Linked DNA regions of Mus musculus: region 2 is linked to region 1. The links are chromatin loops, found by intact Hi-C in ENCODE. Cell type or tissue: left cerebral cortex. All regions are shown on one strand.

What was found. A loop is a pair of places that touch in the nucleus more often than their neighbours do. Peaks named below come from ENCODE experiments on the same cell type or tissue, not always from the same donor. Only the 100,000 strongest peaks of a DNase experiment are listed, where the experiment ranks them.
Region 2: a loop joins it to region 1, with 4 times the contacts of the local background. A loop is called at or near these places in 3 of 42 quality-filtered maps.

The regions. Positions count from the first base shown.
Region 1 is chr12:38,135,274-38,143,273 of GRCm38, reverse strand. Dgkb (diacylglycerol kinase, beta) reads right to left here. Exons shown (of 26, transcript NM_001361686.1): 10 at 6,616-6,733; 11 at 3,781-3,869; 12 at 3,588-3,704. Among named protein-coding and RNA genes, the nearest start is that of Gm52011, 230 kb to the left of the region's middle. In left cerebral cortex, a CTCF peak has its summit at 3,044 (motif pointing left); a DNase peak (open chromatin) is centred at 3,031.
Region 2 is chr12:39,060,942-39,068,941 of GRCm38, reverse strand. No RefSeq gene overlaps it. Among named protein-coding and RNA genes, the nearest start is that of Gm34662, 81 kb to the right of the region's middle. In left cerebral cortex, no CTCF peak of the experiment used is centred here; DNase peaks (open chromatin) are centred at 2,035 and 4,765.

The DNA.
Region 1 (8,000 bases):
GTCATCTTTTCTTGATACACAGAGTAACGACCATGTCAAGGACACACTCAGCAGCAGGTATGAATCAGACTTGGCAACATGGTCTCAATAGTGGCAGGACATAAGCAAGGAAAAGAAAAGGAAAACCAAGATGAGCATTTGTTCCTTCATTCTCAAAGGAATGAAGTTGAAAGCACAGAAAATATTTGCTTAAGTAGGAGATACAGCTGTTTTGTTTTGTTTTGTTTTGTTTTGTTTTGTTTTGTTTTGTTTTGTTTTGCTTTGCTTTGCTTTGCTTTGTTTTGTTTTGTTTTGTTTTGTTTTGTTTTGTGTTTTGTTTTCCTGGGTGTTTACCGATTTTCTAGGTTAGGTAGAATGCTTTACAGAAGAGCTACAGCATTCTTAGAACTTATCTTTAGGTCTACAAGATGGCTGCAATAGTATATCTAGATACATTTCATTGATATAAAACTGCAGGAATGGATGCTTATCACTTATGTTTTAAGATTTATTAACCAGTCTAATGAGATTTGAGTATTATAAGTTATTTAAATGTATTTTGAGATAAAATTTAAAGATGAAGTGCATTTGAGATTCAATATCTAACATGAAGATTACCATATGACTCATTATAGAGAACCTGAGAATTTCCTCGAAACCTGGCACTCCCTTAAGATCATCAGATGATTATGAAAAACATGTATTACCAACTTATAGCAATGGACGCAAATGGAAGTATAATGTTGATGTCATTCAGAAATGAAACCACTGGAGAACAACTCAGTATTTCTTTAAGAACGGAAGTAAAGTAAGATAAAATAAATTGAAGAAGAAAATATTAGCATCAAAAAAAAAAAAAAAACCATCAAGGGAAATAAAGAACTGAGCCTACTTCCTACTAAGTAGTTAAGACTAGTGCAGTCCGGTCCAAGGAATGGGACATTTTAAATATGAGGTGAGGATGAATCATGGCCTCTGCAGGGGTTCCTTTGAACATACCCAGCCTAACAGGGACTTCAGTGGTGAAGGAGGATGCAAGAACTTGTGCTTCTTAAATCTGTGCTTTGTAGAATTCAAAACCAAAATGAAGTAAGTGGTGGAGAGGTTGCATTTATTGTCATGGAATTATTATAGATAGCTGAAGGGGACATACTATATCAAATTACAATTTTGGAAAGATTTTTCTAGTGGTGCTATGGCAGCTTACATATAGGAGAAGTACCTTCTGTCAGGGAAATAAGCCAAGAGATTCTTACTCTAACCTAGTGGGGAGGGGGTGCTAAGAGCTTGCACTAAGGTTGGGAACATGAAGTCAAAACCTCAGATCTGGGAGAGATATTTTAAGCAAGAAATGTAAGGGCTTAGCACTAGGCTATATGAAGGAGAAAAATGTGAAAGACAAGAAAAACCTGACTTCTAACTCGCATAGTAACTGGAAACATCATTTGAGGATCAGCACTTGTAAATAGCAGGGTAAGAGTTGAGGAGTTGCTCTTGAAAATGCAAGTCTATGGACCTTGACATAAAAGTTAGTGATGCTTGAAGCCACACAATTTCCTATGGTCTTTAAGGATGCAAGCTGTCATTCTGACTAGGCCTGCCTGGGAAATTTTCATTTATAAATCCTTACCAAGATGAGACTGCCATACCCTGAATTTTACACATGACATGCCCCATGGACACCAGGGTTCACAATAGGCACCACATCTCATTTTAAGTATTGCCCACTAAGTTGATAGAATAGTCACTAAGCATTTACTAAGTATGTGCTCCAGTTGTAAACGTATCTACACTGACTTTTTACCCATTTAATCCTTACAACAATCCTACTGGTTAGGTATTATCAACTCTATTTTACAGTGTAAGAATATTGTCCCAGACTGAGGCAATCAATGGATACAGTGGCACAGTTTATAAATGACTCGGGGCATGTTAGTACTCTGCGTTTCTCAAGTTGTGATTTCAAGTCATGCTAAGTGAGCAATAGGTTTTGGAGGAAGATTGAAGTGCAGCTCTGCTTCATTCTCTGATCTTCTGTTTAAGCAAATTTCTCTTGGAATCTACTCAGGTGGTTCCTTAAAAAGCCCATTACAGGCAGCACCACATTCCTGCCCTCTCCTGGCTCCAAGAGGGTGAAGATGACATTTGGTTCTTTAGAGATCTGTCACATCAGGCACCTTTAGTTGAGGGACAGTCTTAGGCTAACGTTTCCATAAAGCAGCTCAAGAAAGCAATGAATAATACTAAGTATATAAATATTTTCAGGTGAATATATTCTGACACTAGCCACAAAATTAATAAATTTAATAAAGGTGACCCTACTGTTGCTCTAAGTTAGAATTCTGAAAGTACTCAGAGAAACTCCAGGAAACAAAGTGGGAGGAAGAAATGACTCGAATAGCAAACTTCTGACACCCTCCCCCACGCCCCCCCGGAGAGCTTGGGGCTACAGACCACGCAGGTTAATTCCTGTCTTTAAAGCTTAATAGGCACTCATAAATATTATCTGTTAAGGAATAAAAAAAAATCTAATAATAATAGTAGTAGTAATAAGAATAGTAAAAATAATAACACAACATATTCAATATATTGCTTTTAAATCTGATAAAAGTGAAAAAGTCAATACTGATATTTTAAAATTTTAGCCTATGTTAAAATTAAGATATGCTGTGTAAAATGCTGTGGGGCTGGAACTAGGCTTCTGGGACAAGAAAAATTACATAGTCTTCTAATTAGTTTCCCAAATGTATTTTTAATATATATAATTGTTTTGTTATGGTCTTTTTTTTAAAATTGAGCATTGATATGTTCTTACATTTTATTATAATAACCAAACTCTTCAAATCTGCAAACACTTAATTTCAGTTTGAAATATAACTCAACTTGATTTTTTTAAATTATTTCTCTCTCTCTCTCTCTCTCTCTCTCTCTCTCTCTCTCTCTCTGTCTCTCTCTCTCTGTTTGTGTCATTTAAGAATACTTTTTAACCTGTAGGTTTGGACAGAACCTTGTAGCTCTACCATAACCTGATTTGCCAACTATTACAGTGCCCTCTGCTGTTTATTCTGGTAAAAGGATGCAAAGAACTGAAGAACTAAGAAGCTATTCTGCTCAAAAGGAAGAAATGTTTGTTTATGCTAATTTCAGAAATTAAAAAGATATAGTAGTGCCATATAATAACTATGTTTATTCCCAAGTTTATTTGAAGCAGTTTGACAGTCAACCAGGTGGTATCCTAAATCTTTGGCCAGTGTGCTTTTTCCCTAATCATTACTACACCAAGACCTCTTGTGTCGCAGTTCACAAAGTACCTGGAGGTAAGGAACATACATGGGAAAATAGTTTTGTGTGGCAGTAATGACCCTCTTCTGTTTGCCCACTCTCATTTGTGGTTTCTGATTGCTTTCCTGGGAAATGCTAGAACCCACTCCAATGGCCCTTCTGTAAAAGCTTGTGAAGTCACCATCTCTAAAATCCTTAGTCCTATGAGGACACATCTGATTCTCTGGCAGGTGAAATTAGAACACCCCACCACCACCCGCCCAAGGTTTTGGGTGGTTTATTCCAATATTGATGGCCTTCCGGTACAGTGCTGTCATGGTACTCACTGTGGTCTGGCACCAAACACAATGCAGGCCCGTCAGGCCCTGGTAACATTTCACTGTTTTGTGGCACTTATCGCACTTGGTTGGGCAATTGCCTTCGACCCAATAGTGGTGCATGACCTAGAACAGAATAACAGGGCAGTAAGAGGCGCTATCCATAGTGACACATGTGGAAAGCCTGTGTGGCCAGACTTACGTCTGTGTTTTTCTTGGACTTCACATATGTCTTGATGCAGGAGGGCGGGGCTCTGGCCACACAGCGCTCATGGACCGTGTACTTGCAGACTGAAAGGAAACAGGTACACAGATTCAGAGCTGACCCTGGTCCTGATTGCACATTTACGAGGGAAGAGTGGCATTAACAGATGCTCATTTCGCATCCACTGTTCTCTAATCAATCCAATCAGCCGCATCAAGGAAAAAAGTCCAAGTCGGCTGTTTTTATCATGGAATGCAAAAGGCCAATTAGTACAGGAAATAGTATGCATATGAGAAGGCAAGGCTCCTCTGTCATGGCGTAGCAGGAACAGGAAATGCTTAATTAAATCAGTCCTTGCTCAAATTTTTCACAATAATTCCCAGATGACAAAAATATTAAAGACAAATTGATGACTGCCAAGTGGCTTTGTGTCATTTGCTAGAAGGAAGAGGTCTATATTTCATAAAGTATAGGCATGAGAGCAGCTGGCAGGCATGGGAGTAAATGTCTGTGTGCTTAATACTGCTTTGTCTATTGGCTTATCTAAACTTTAAATGGTAGATTTGTCTACTGCTGGAGAATAGATTCCATCATCCGTGCCAGACTTTCAGGGAAATTCATCCTTCATTTTCCATCATGATATTGTTTCTTCAAACAACCACTTTCACTAGGCAACATATGGCGCCAGGAAACAAAAATATATATGAAAAAAACATTCATACTAGTAAATGTATGTATAAATGTATGTATATAATCTATGCCACAAAACAAAAACACACTTGGGGTGCATCTCTGCGTCTTGTGGTTTCACTCTGAATATTAGTAGGGGTCACATGCACTTGTGTATGAGAAGACCGTTCCACTTCAGAATTCATAAATATACAGAAAAAGTGTTTAAAACGAAATAGACCAACAACTTAAAAATCTACTTCTTGAAATATGAATGAAATATATGTAATGCTTATGGTGTTTATTAATAAAACTCTAAGATATCCTGTCTGTGAGTTCTGACCACAGCCAGGAAGAACACATATCTTTTATTTTATTTTATAGTAGTACTCATATTATGAGTTTTCCCCTAATAACCATTTTGTAAACAGCAAAAACCTATCCTTTCTACTATACCACTCCTCTTCTTTGAAAGTTATCTTGTTTCAGTCAATTATATCTGCCTCAAAATATTCACACCCTTAAAAATTTATAGAAGTTCTGAGATAGTTTTGTTGCTATTGTTTTATTTGTTTGTTTTAACATGGAGATTATTCTAGTATATCTGGACCTTCCAACATGACCATCAGAAATGTTTCTCTTATGTGATATTTCATAAATGTTATATAACCTTAAAAAGATCCCATTCATTTATAAATTATATACATTTATGACATTATATATATATATATTCGGTTTTTTGAGACAGGGTTTCTCTGTATAGCCCTGGCTGTCCTGGAACTCACTTTGTAAACCAGGCTGGCATTGAACTCAGAAATTCACCTGCCTCTGCCTCCCGAGTGCTGGGATTAAAGGCGTGTGCCACCACACCTGGCTTAAGTATAGTTCTTAATGTTAAATAATATACCTGGAGAAAAAAATCTTAAAGCATATTGCATAGCAGAAATTGATGTGGCTGAATTGCTGGATCAGTGGAGAACTTAACCTTATTTCAGAGAATATAAACTTTATTTTAGGTAAAAAATATTATGGATTAAATCAGTACTAGATGATTTTATAAATTAACTTACACACATATTTACATACACTCTCTTAGCAAATCTCTAACAGCTCTGGCTGCATATGTAGCAGAAGATGGCCTAGTCGGCCATCACTGGGAAGAGAGGCCTCTTGGTATTGAAAACTTTATATGCTCCAGTACAGGGGAATGCCAGGGCCAAGAAGTGGGAGTGGGTGGGTAGGGGAGCAGGGCAGAGGGAGGGTATAGGGAACTTTCAGGATAGCATTTGAAATGCATATATAGAAAATATCTAATAAAAAATAAATAAATAAAATGTAAATACATAAAATATCCAATAAAAATAAAATAAATGGAAAAAAGAAAAAAAGAATAAAATAAATCTTGCAAGACAAGGAAACAGAAAATATCAAAATGAATATGACTTATAATGCCTTATATTCCAATATTGATATTCATATGAAGATTTTCCTTTATGTAAAGTAACATACCAGAGGCATTTAGCAGGTGACTCAGCAGGCAAAGCACTTGCTACCAATGACTATAACTCAGATCTCAAGAACTCATTTAAAAAATTGACCACCTGTGAGTACCTCAGTGTACTGGAGGTAGAGAGTCTCCCAGATGCAATAGGATGCAATGTAAAGTCGTTGAGATATAAGTCAATACGAAAATTTGGGTCCATATATAAGGTGGGAGCAATGGAGAAAGTCACTAGATATTAATCTTAGATTATGAACACACACACACATGAGCAAGCATAGACATGAGAACACACCCCCACTCACCCACATACCCCCCACTTTTGTACTCCATAAATATGTAAAACTGAGAGCTGTAATGGTTAACTTATAAGGGGAATATATGAGAAAGCAGTGAAAAATGTCTAAATACTCCAAGGAGAAATGAGAAGCACAAATACTTAAAATTTAAACTACAATACAAAGAAATACCCATGGAATTGGAACACATCATTTATTTCCTTTGAAAGGAAGTTGGCCAGTGACCTGAACATTGAGCAGCTACAGGGAAAGATGTACAATAAGCATTTTGGCCTGGGGTATGACACACAAACAGGAGAGCTGCATGAGCTCAGTGTCCCCTTCAAGCAAGGTGATGACATCAGGCAGAGCCAGTGAACTCACAGGAGCAGCAGAGGCCCTGCTTCCCCACGCCAATCAGCATGTTCAGGCAGAGATTGCAGTAGGCAGGCTTGTTAAAGTGCTTGAGTCGCCACACATGCTGTCCATCATCCTTCACATTCTGCAGAAGACGGGAAAGAAACAGATTTCACTTTAATGAAATAAACAGTGGACTCTGCAAGTGCCAATCGAGCTCAGGCAGGACTGATGCGTGTGCAGACAATCTGTTCCTTCATCTTGGCTCTCTCCAGTACAAGAGTGCCACAGAGACTTCAGGAAAACCAAAGTGTTCTCTTGCCTGGTGAGACGCTGAAATGAATCTGACAGGCTACAGTGACCCATGAGATCTTGTCTAATGTACCCAGCAACCTCCACGATGACCCGCCAAACAGAACTCCCTGTGAAGACAAGGGCATGCCTTCGTGGCCATGGAGTAGCTCATGCTTAGCACAATTCCATAAACAAATGAACAAAGAAATTGAAACTTGTAAAGACTTAACTGTGGATTTGTGTTGGGCAAAAAAAAAAAAAAAAACAAAAAAAAAAAAAAAACAAAAAAAAAAACAAAAACAAAAACAAAAAACAAAAAAACAAAAAACAAAAAATTTAGAGTGAGGGTAGGTTTGTAAGACAGAAAAATGTGATGTAATTGCATGTTTTATGTGTAGGGGCACTATAGAAAGATAACACAGCTCATATCTTATTTTTATTAATAATAAAATATTAATAATAATGCTTCTAGCCACAGTGAGAGCCAGGACACTGATTTATAATATCTATGAATCCACAGTAACTACTTCTCACATTAGAATAAGAAATGTCAAATTTGCATCGTAAGATGAAACATTAATGAACATGCCTCCTAGGAGGTACTTGTCAACGGCCCCTTGAAGTTTAGCAAGTTTTGATGGCAGAAACACTGCCTTGTTTTTTGTCCCAAGCAGCCATTTGAAATACAATTGATGACTGAAGACCCTGCACTATGGAGATGTCCAGATGAGAGGACAAGCTTATATGGTACCCATGCTAATAAAAACAGGCTACACAGATTTCTGCCCTACAGAGAGGTTTGGTTCCCCAAGCCGTTGGAACTGGGGTCTGATACTAAGTGTTGCATTTAGTAGGCTCACATTCTTTCATCTCAGGCTAAGAGAAAAAGGCAACCCAGCTGAGCTGTGAAATGCCTATTGCTTGCTATCTTGTGAGTCATATACCAACTGTCTCTGGCCCAGAGATTCTCAGGTACCAAGGGAGCTGCAGTGAGCTGATCCCTTACCTACAACCTTAGGTTAATCTCAGACCCCTCTCCATTTCTTAGCAATATTCAAGTTTGTCTTTTGGATAAAGGAATGAGAATGTTTCAACAAAAGCAACTGAGTAAATGGTGA
Region 2 (8,000 bases), 930 kb before region 1:
ACAATTAGCTTTCATTGTTTTCCTCTCTCTCAAACCCCATCCTCCCATTACCCTCTGTCCCCTCCCACACCAATTAGCTTCTTTTCCTTTTCTTTTTAAATTACATGTGACCTTTGCTTTTCACCTCCTCCCCCTTTTCAACATCTCTTGTTTACCTCTCATGGTCTTCTACCTGGCTTCAGAATCTAAACCCATTCTCAAAATCCTTTATTTACGTACACAAATATTAAAAGTTAGGATCCCATATGAGAAAGAACATTGCTATTTTTGTCTTTCTGAGACTTGAGTTACCCACTTAATATAATATGTTTCAGCTCCACCCATTTTCCTGCAGATTTTATAATTTTACTTCTCAATAGCTAAAGAAGTTCCATAGTGTGCATATGCCACGTTTCATAACCCATTGCTAAACATCTAGGCTGGTTTATTTCCTTGCTGTTGAGAATAGTGCAGCAGTGTACATGGAAGTTTGAGTGTCCCTGTGGAAGGATCTAAGGTCTTGTGTACTCAGAAGTAGTACAGAAGGTTCACATGATAGTTCTAATTTTTAATTTTTGAGAAACCTCTATACCAGTTTCTATAGCAGTTACAGTAGCTTACACTTCCACTAGCAATGGTTAGGCTTTCCTCATTCCCCACAGTCTTGCCAGAATTTTCTGTTATTTGTTTTCTTGATCATAGTCATTCTTACTGGGGCAAGTAGAAATCTCAAAGTTTTGTAATTTACAATTCCCTGATGGTTTTTTTTTTTCTTTAATTTGTTGGCCTTTTGTCAGCTCGTGAGTCCTACTTGTCTAACATTCAACACAATCTGGTAGGAAATGAAAAGAAAGAAAAGAGGAATCTAGCACAGATCCTTAAGATTTTGAAAAGAAAATCCATATGGTAGAACAAATATTCCTTTAAGAAGAATAAAGTCTATGAGGTTCTTCAGTAAAAATAATTCCGAAACCCTTATACAGTGTGGGGGAAAAGAGTGAACCTGTGTGAATATGAGAAAGGAAATTAGTATCTGTGGCCACCATGATGAAATTCCCAGATTATTTTCCTGTGTTCCTCATTTCTATAAAAGAAGACTTTAAATAATTTCTGCCACAAATGGGTCTGTCTCCTTCCAAACCCCAGAAGCAGGCAGCCAATTTATCCAGACTGAGGATATGCACACTTTAAGATTCGCAGTCATTTCCTGGTGCCTCCTAGCACATTCTCCAGGCCTTGAACCTCAAATCTAGTCACCTCAATTGCAATTGTAGAGGCATCCTGTGGATGGAAGCATCAGTATATCTATCGTGTTACCCATAGTCTTCATAGACAAAAGAAGTAGAGAAGAAACCTTTTGAACAGATTCCTTGTCTGTTTTCTAAAACTCCAAATTAGCATCACACATTGATTGCTGTGTAATATATCCTAAGTTTATGTCTAAGAATGAAATCTCTATTATAGTCCTTATAATGAGGATTAAAGGTGATAGTGAAGCATGCATGCTCTGGACCCGTGCCTGCAACACAGCAGCCTCTCACTGAAAATTTACTTACTAGACAACATAACGACCTACTCCACTGTCTAGAAATGCTGGGTTTCAGAGTATTCATTTTAAAACTGGGTGCTGAAGAACCATCTTTGTGGTAAAGAGCAACTGCTCTCGCAGAGGACATAGTTTAAGTTTCCCAGCACCCATAGGGTAGTTCACAACACAGGTACCTCTGGTTCCTGGGTATCCACTGCCCTCTTCTGGCTTTCTTAGGTACCAGGTGGACATGCGGTACACATACATACATGCAGACACACTCATACATATAAAATAAATAAACCTAAAACAACAACAACAATAACAACATCAACAACAAAAAACCTTTAAGATAAAATTTTTGTAGTAACTTGAAAAAAGAAGTACTAACCCACTTTATTTAAGTCACTGCCATCTACTTCCAAGTTTATTGTCTATTTTGAGGGGTAGATTTTTTTCTCCTTGCAATTGGGGATTGGTGTTCTGTAATCGAGTAATTGTAGATCTCTGAGTGGGAAACTGACGGTATCAAAATCTATTCTTGCCTGCAGCAGGTTGAGGAACAGATGTATCATCAGACACAGAATAGCAGTTAACTGATGCCCTTCATTAAACCTTCATTCTTCCCAGAAAAGCAGAAGAAACCAGAGTTATGAACAGCTGAACGCTGTCCAAACTGCTGTTGTATTTTTAAATTTCGGGTTAGAATGCATAATGCATTAACACTATACAACCTTTATTATGTTCCTTTAAAATGTATATTAAGTAGATTGCTACATTAAGGTAATGTATTAAATTACCTAAGGCAAAGTAATACGATGATTAACTGACTATAAACATTGGTTTATGGTCAGTTTATAAAGTATCACAATGATTAACATTATGCATTTTCATAACAGTAGAAAATTGCAGGATGAAATATCTGTGGATTGACTCAGTGCCATTAGGAATAATAAAACAGGGGTATAACTCAGTCTCAAGTTACATCTTGAGAGTAAACTTTGTTTTAAATCTCTTCTCTAAGTGATTGGGAAATTCATTAATTTAAAATGCCCAGGGCTTGCCAAGCACAAGAGAGAAAGTGTTCATACAAGCATATCAAGCAAAAACTGGCTTAACATTGTTAAATGTTTTTATCTAAAGTTTATGTTGAAGAATATTGGAAAAACATTGATTTTATTTATTATTCTGTCTCATTGATAACGAGAGCCAGAATATTCATTGGATATTCATTGTTATTAGTGTGGACACTAAAATGTTCCACGACAATATCTGTCTAGTCTTGCAAAAGTATATGGAAGAGCTCAAGTGCTTTTACTGAGACTGAGCTTCTGTCATAGTGATTTTCTAACCAGTCCGAAATTCCAAATATGAATGTCTCAGACTGCAATTGTTTTTCCACTTTTATGCATTTATCCCTCAATTATGAGCAATTGTCACATGGGATTTTTATATACTTTCTAATCCAAGTTCACAACACGGTCAATTGTTTAGGTTAGCTTTACTAAAGATGGGTCTTACAAAGATAAACTAATGCAGGGCTGGGGAAAAGGAGGAGAGATATTTTCAAATTAATGAATTTTATTGCAGATCTTCATTTAGTTAATGTTCTCATTTTCATTTGTACTCATATATGTACTCACTATCCCACTGAAAAATCCATGCATTGATTTCTGTTATCTAAAATATAAACAGAAAATATTAACTGAATGGTTCAATTGGTATTTCTTTCAAGAATGCAGAATGCAGGTGTAAACTGAACACTTTACACTACCAAACATGGCTTCGTTATTACAATAAACTAGAAAATATAAACATTAAACTCATTGGTTCTTGCTACTTGTAAAAGATATAAAACCATTTTTTACCCAAAGAAAAATTAATCTTGATCTTCAATATTAATGTAACTAGGCAAACTTTTCTCTTAAGAAAAAACATCTGCAATTCTCAAATAGTAATTAAATTCAAATTGCTGAACAAACTTTGTAGCTATATTTATACTTAAAATTTGTAAGGATAAATTAATTTTGTTGTCACCCTATAAAATAATTTATATGACAGAACTTTCTAACTGTGTTACGTTTGACTTCTGTTCATTGGTTTACACTTGAGGTATCTACAGAGGTTGGGACTCCACTACACATACTTTTGATAACAGCATATGTAGCTTTTGTGGTTTTGTTCTCTCCATATTATATTTGCTCTGATTACATTTATAGAAATATAATTTTAATGTCTTTCACTCTGAAAATGAAATCATGACATTCCCACGGAATGAAATTACATTAATAAAATAAGCCATATTCAAACAAATTCCATGTTTTCTCTTACATATAAAATATAGATTTTCAGATGCTTTTCCTTTGTATGTGTTGCTCACACGCATTATGAAGCTCAAGATGGGTGAATAAAGGAAGGTAATAAAAAGCATGGGACATAAGAGCAAAAGGAGGGACACTGGTGAAAACTAGGATTAGCCAGAGGGGAGGATAGAGCAGTTGGTGAGGAAGCTAGAACTAAGCATAATGTCATGTATATATTACTATGTGGAGATTCCATAATGAAATCTACTGTTTCCAAGATTAACTTTAAATAGGTAAATAAATCATTCTCTGGAAGAATTTTAAAATGCCAATCCGTAATTTCAGGTTATTTGAGAAGCACAGCCCTGCAGATTGCTGCTACTTCCTCTGAATTATATATTTTTAAAAACAAAGAGCTATTTTTAACTTGCTAAATAACTTACAGTCTTTTCCTATTTCCAGTTTTTCAAGGTGCAGCATTCCATGTGTTTCTGGGTGGTCTGGACAGATATTTTTCTGTTTAATTTTTTTCTCTTCTTCTCTTCCCTTCTCTTCCCTTCTCTCCCCTTCTCTCCCCTCCCCTCCCCTCCCCTCCCCTCTCCTTTCCTCGTCTCTTCTCTCTGTGTGTGTGTGTCTCTCTCTCTCTGTGTGTCTCTCTGTGTGACTCTCTGTGTGTCTCTCTGTGTCTCTCTGTCTCTGTCTCTCTGTCTCTGTCTCTGTCTCTGTCTCTCTCTCTCTCTCTCTCTCTCTCTCTCTCTCTCTCTCTCTCCTCACCCCCCCTCTCTTGGTGTGTTAGTGTATGGATAGTGGATGGATTTGCTATATGCATGTGTACCTGGGTCTGTCACTGGATCTGGAACTAAGAAAGAAGCCACCATGCTCCAGTAATTTTTCTTTCGCTTTCTCTAGCTCCAGCATTTGTGATATAGGTGCAGGCAACCATGCCAGCTGTGTGTGGGAGCTGTGGATCTGAACTCACATCCATATGTTCACATAGCAGCCATTCCCACCCACCTGAGGGGTATCTTCCTATTCATATATACTTCTTTAATAAACCACACAATAGCAACTGTAATTATGAGCAATAATAACAAAACTCTTCTTTTATTTCATACCCTACAGTAATTCTGTATATAACATTTTTAAGCCTTCATAATTATATCACTAACTTATAGATCCCTGGAACAACAAGATGATTGGGTTAACAGTAATTGCTAACAAACCTGATAACTTAGGCAGAGTCACATGTAAATCATTGGAAAAGGGAAATGTGGCATGCGCCCCCCATACCCAAAGATGTGTATTTGAATAATTTCCCCCCAAATAGCAGTACTGCTTTAGGAGATGATAGAAACTTTAGAAAATGAGGTGTAGCTTTAGGAGGCAGATGGTTGATAAGAAAGTTTTCCAATCCAGGTTCTTATTCTCACTCTGTTCCTTGGTCTACTGAAATGTGAGTAACCATGTCCTGAGTTCTCAGTGCCTAGACAATGCCACCCTCTGCCATGGGATTTTTGCTATGATAGACCCTGGACATTGAGCAAAAATAAAACTTTTCTCTGTTAATTTGCTTCCTGTCAGGTATTGGTCCACAGTTAGAACAGAAACTAATATATGTGGGTGGATAGGAAAAGAGCAGCACAGATCATTCTGATTGGAAGCAGAGCAACTCAGCTTCCATAGGCAACCTCATCTTTGTATACTGGTAACTCAAACTTATTTAAACAAATTTCCCAACTGGAAATTCTGTAGGATTTCTTCCAAGTATAGTATCATATATGAGACAAAAATAGCTTGGACAAGTTCACATTTCTTCCTGTAGGACATTAAATCTGGTCCTTGTACCTTATATGCCCACTCTGCCCACACTTCCATAATTTAAAGGAAAAGAAAGAGAATCTTTTCTTTTTTGGATATTTTCTTTATTTACATTTTAAATGCTATCCAGAAAGTCCCCTATACCCTCCCCCCGCCCTGCTCTCCTACCCACCCACTCCCACTTCTTGGCCCTGGCATTCCCCTGTACTGGGGCATATAAAGTTTGCAAGACCAAGGAGCCTCTCTTCCCAATGATGGCTGACTAGGCCATCTACTGCTACATATGCAGCTAGAGACACAAGCTCTGGGGAGGGGGGAGTACTGGTTAGTTCATATTGTTGTTCCACCTATAAGGTTGCAGACCCCTCAGCTCCTTGGGTACTTTCTCTAGCTCCTCCATTGGGGGCCCTATGTTCCATCCAATAGCTGACTGTGAGCATCCACTTCTGTGTTTCCAAGGCACTGGCATAGCCTCACAAGAGACAGCTATATCAGGGTCCTTTCAGCAAAATCTTGCTGGCATATGCAATAGTATCTGCATTTAGTGGCTGATTATGGGATGGATCCCAGGTGGGGCAGTCTCTGGATGGCCCATCCTTTCATCTCAGAAAGAGAATCTTAAAGAGTGTGTTTTCTTGTGACTCGGATATCACTACAAAGAAGAATCAGGCTGTATTCTATCATTCAGCCAATGGTCAAATTTGTTCTTGAGCAGTACATATTGTATCAATATCTATCACTAGTGCATACTATTGACCATAGGTCAGATCCTGATTAGGTTATAGTCTTCAGGATGGGGATTTATCATAAAGTACTTCCCCCTCCACTTATGGCATCTAGAAAACAAACAAACAAACAAATATAATCTTCAATTATTTTCTATTACATATGAAAATCTGATAGCACATTTGATGCTTTAAATGAAAATGCCCCGCTTCATTGATCAATGTATTTGAATAGTTGGTTTCCAGTTGGGGATTAGGAGGTATGGCCTTTTTAGGAGACGTGCATTACTCTGGTGGATTTTTTGTTTTGTTTTGTTTTGTTTTCGAGACAGGGTTTCTCTGCGTAGCCCTGGCTGTCCTGGAACTAGGCCTGTAAACCAGGCTGGCCTCAAACTCAGAAATCCGCCTGCCTCTGCCTCCCAAGTGCTGGGATTAAAGGCGTGCGCCACCACCGCCCAGCTACTCTGGTGGAGCTTTAGGTTGCAGCTGAGGTCTGTCAGCTCCTTGTCTAGCACTAGACCTGTCTGCCTACTGCAGTACTCCCTCCCATGATGCTCATGAACTTTAACCCTATGAAATTGTAAGTTCCTAATAAAGTCTCTTGTATTAATTGCTTTGGTTGTGGTGTCTGTTAATTCCACAGATGTGAGAAGAAGGACCACCTACACAAACCATGGCCGAACTCATTAAAACAAGTTTTGTTCCTGTATACGAGCTGTCTCTCCCTATGGAAGGGTTCAAGATATCAGTACTGAACATGGGAAAGATAAGTTTTATATAGCTGAAAAGTAGGGATTCAGAAATAGGGGTTTGTCAAGCAAAGAAGCAGAAGTCACAGAGGCTGAACATAAGCTTAACAAGTTGGTCATAACAACCTTCTGAAACAAAGGCATGGTTTCAAGGTGATCATAACAACCTCTTGAAACAAAAAGCATGGTTGGCATTTCTTGAGATAGTACAGAATCATTCATAGTAAAGTTTATAGTTGGGGCATAGCCAAATCCTTGAGAAACATCTTTAAATATAAACAGGAATGAACCTATTTTGTCTTTATTATAAGATGAGTTTCAATCCCAACAAAGTCAAGTTGCTTTACTGTCTTATCACAGTAATAGACAGTAGCTGAGGCAAATATCAAAACAAACAAACAAAAAACAAAAACAAAAAACCAGAAAGCAAAACAAACAAAAAACAAGCTACTGATATATTTGGACTGAAATTTCTCTTATATACCAATCTATCAAATCATTTTTCCCATATAAATAAACCATTATTAACCTTAATAATATGATAAAAAAATTTTGAAGCCTATAAGTTAAAGACCCTCCATACTCTATGTAGTGGATTAAATGAGTAATGTCACCCCTCAACTCACTTATACGAACTCTTGGTTCCTGGTTAGTGGTGCTGTCTGGAGAGGTAGAGGAACTTCTGGAAGGTGGAACCTTGCCCGAGGAAGTACCTTATGGAAGCAGACTTTGAGAGTTTATAGCCTTGCCTCATTTCTAGTTTTGTCTCTCTGCATTGCATTTACAGCTCAGAATGTGATCCGTTATTTTCATACTGTGGCTGTCTGCTGCTCTGCCTCCCATGCCATCATGGACTCCCCCTCTGGAACTGTGACCCAAAATAAACTTTCCTCCTTAT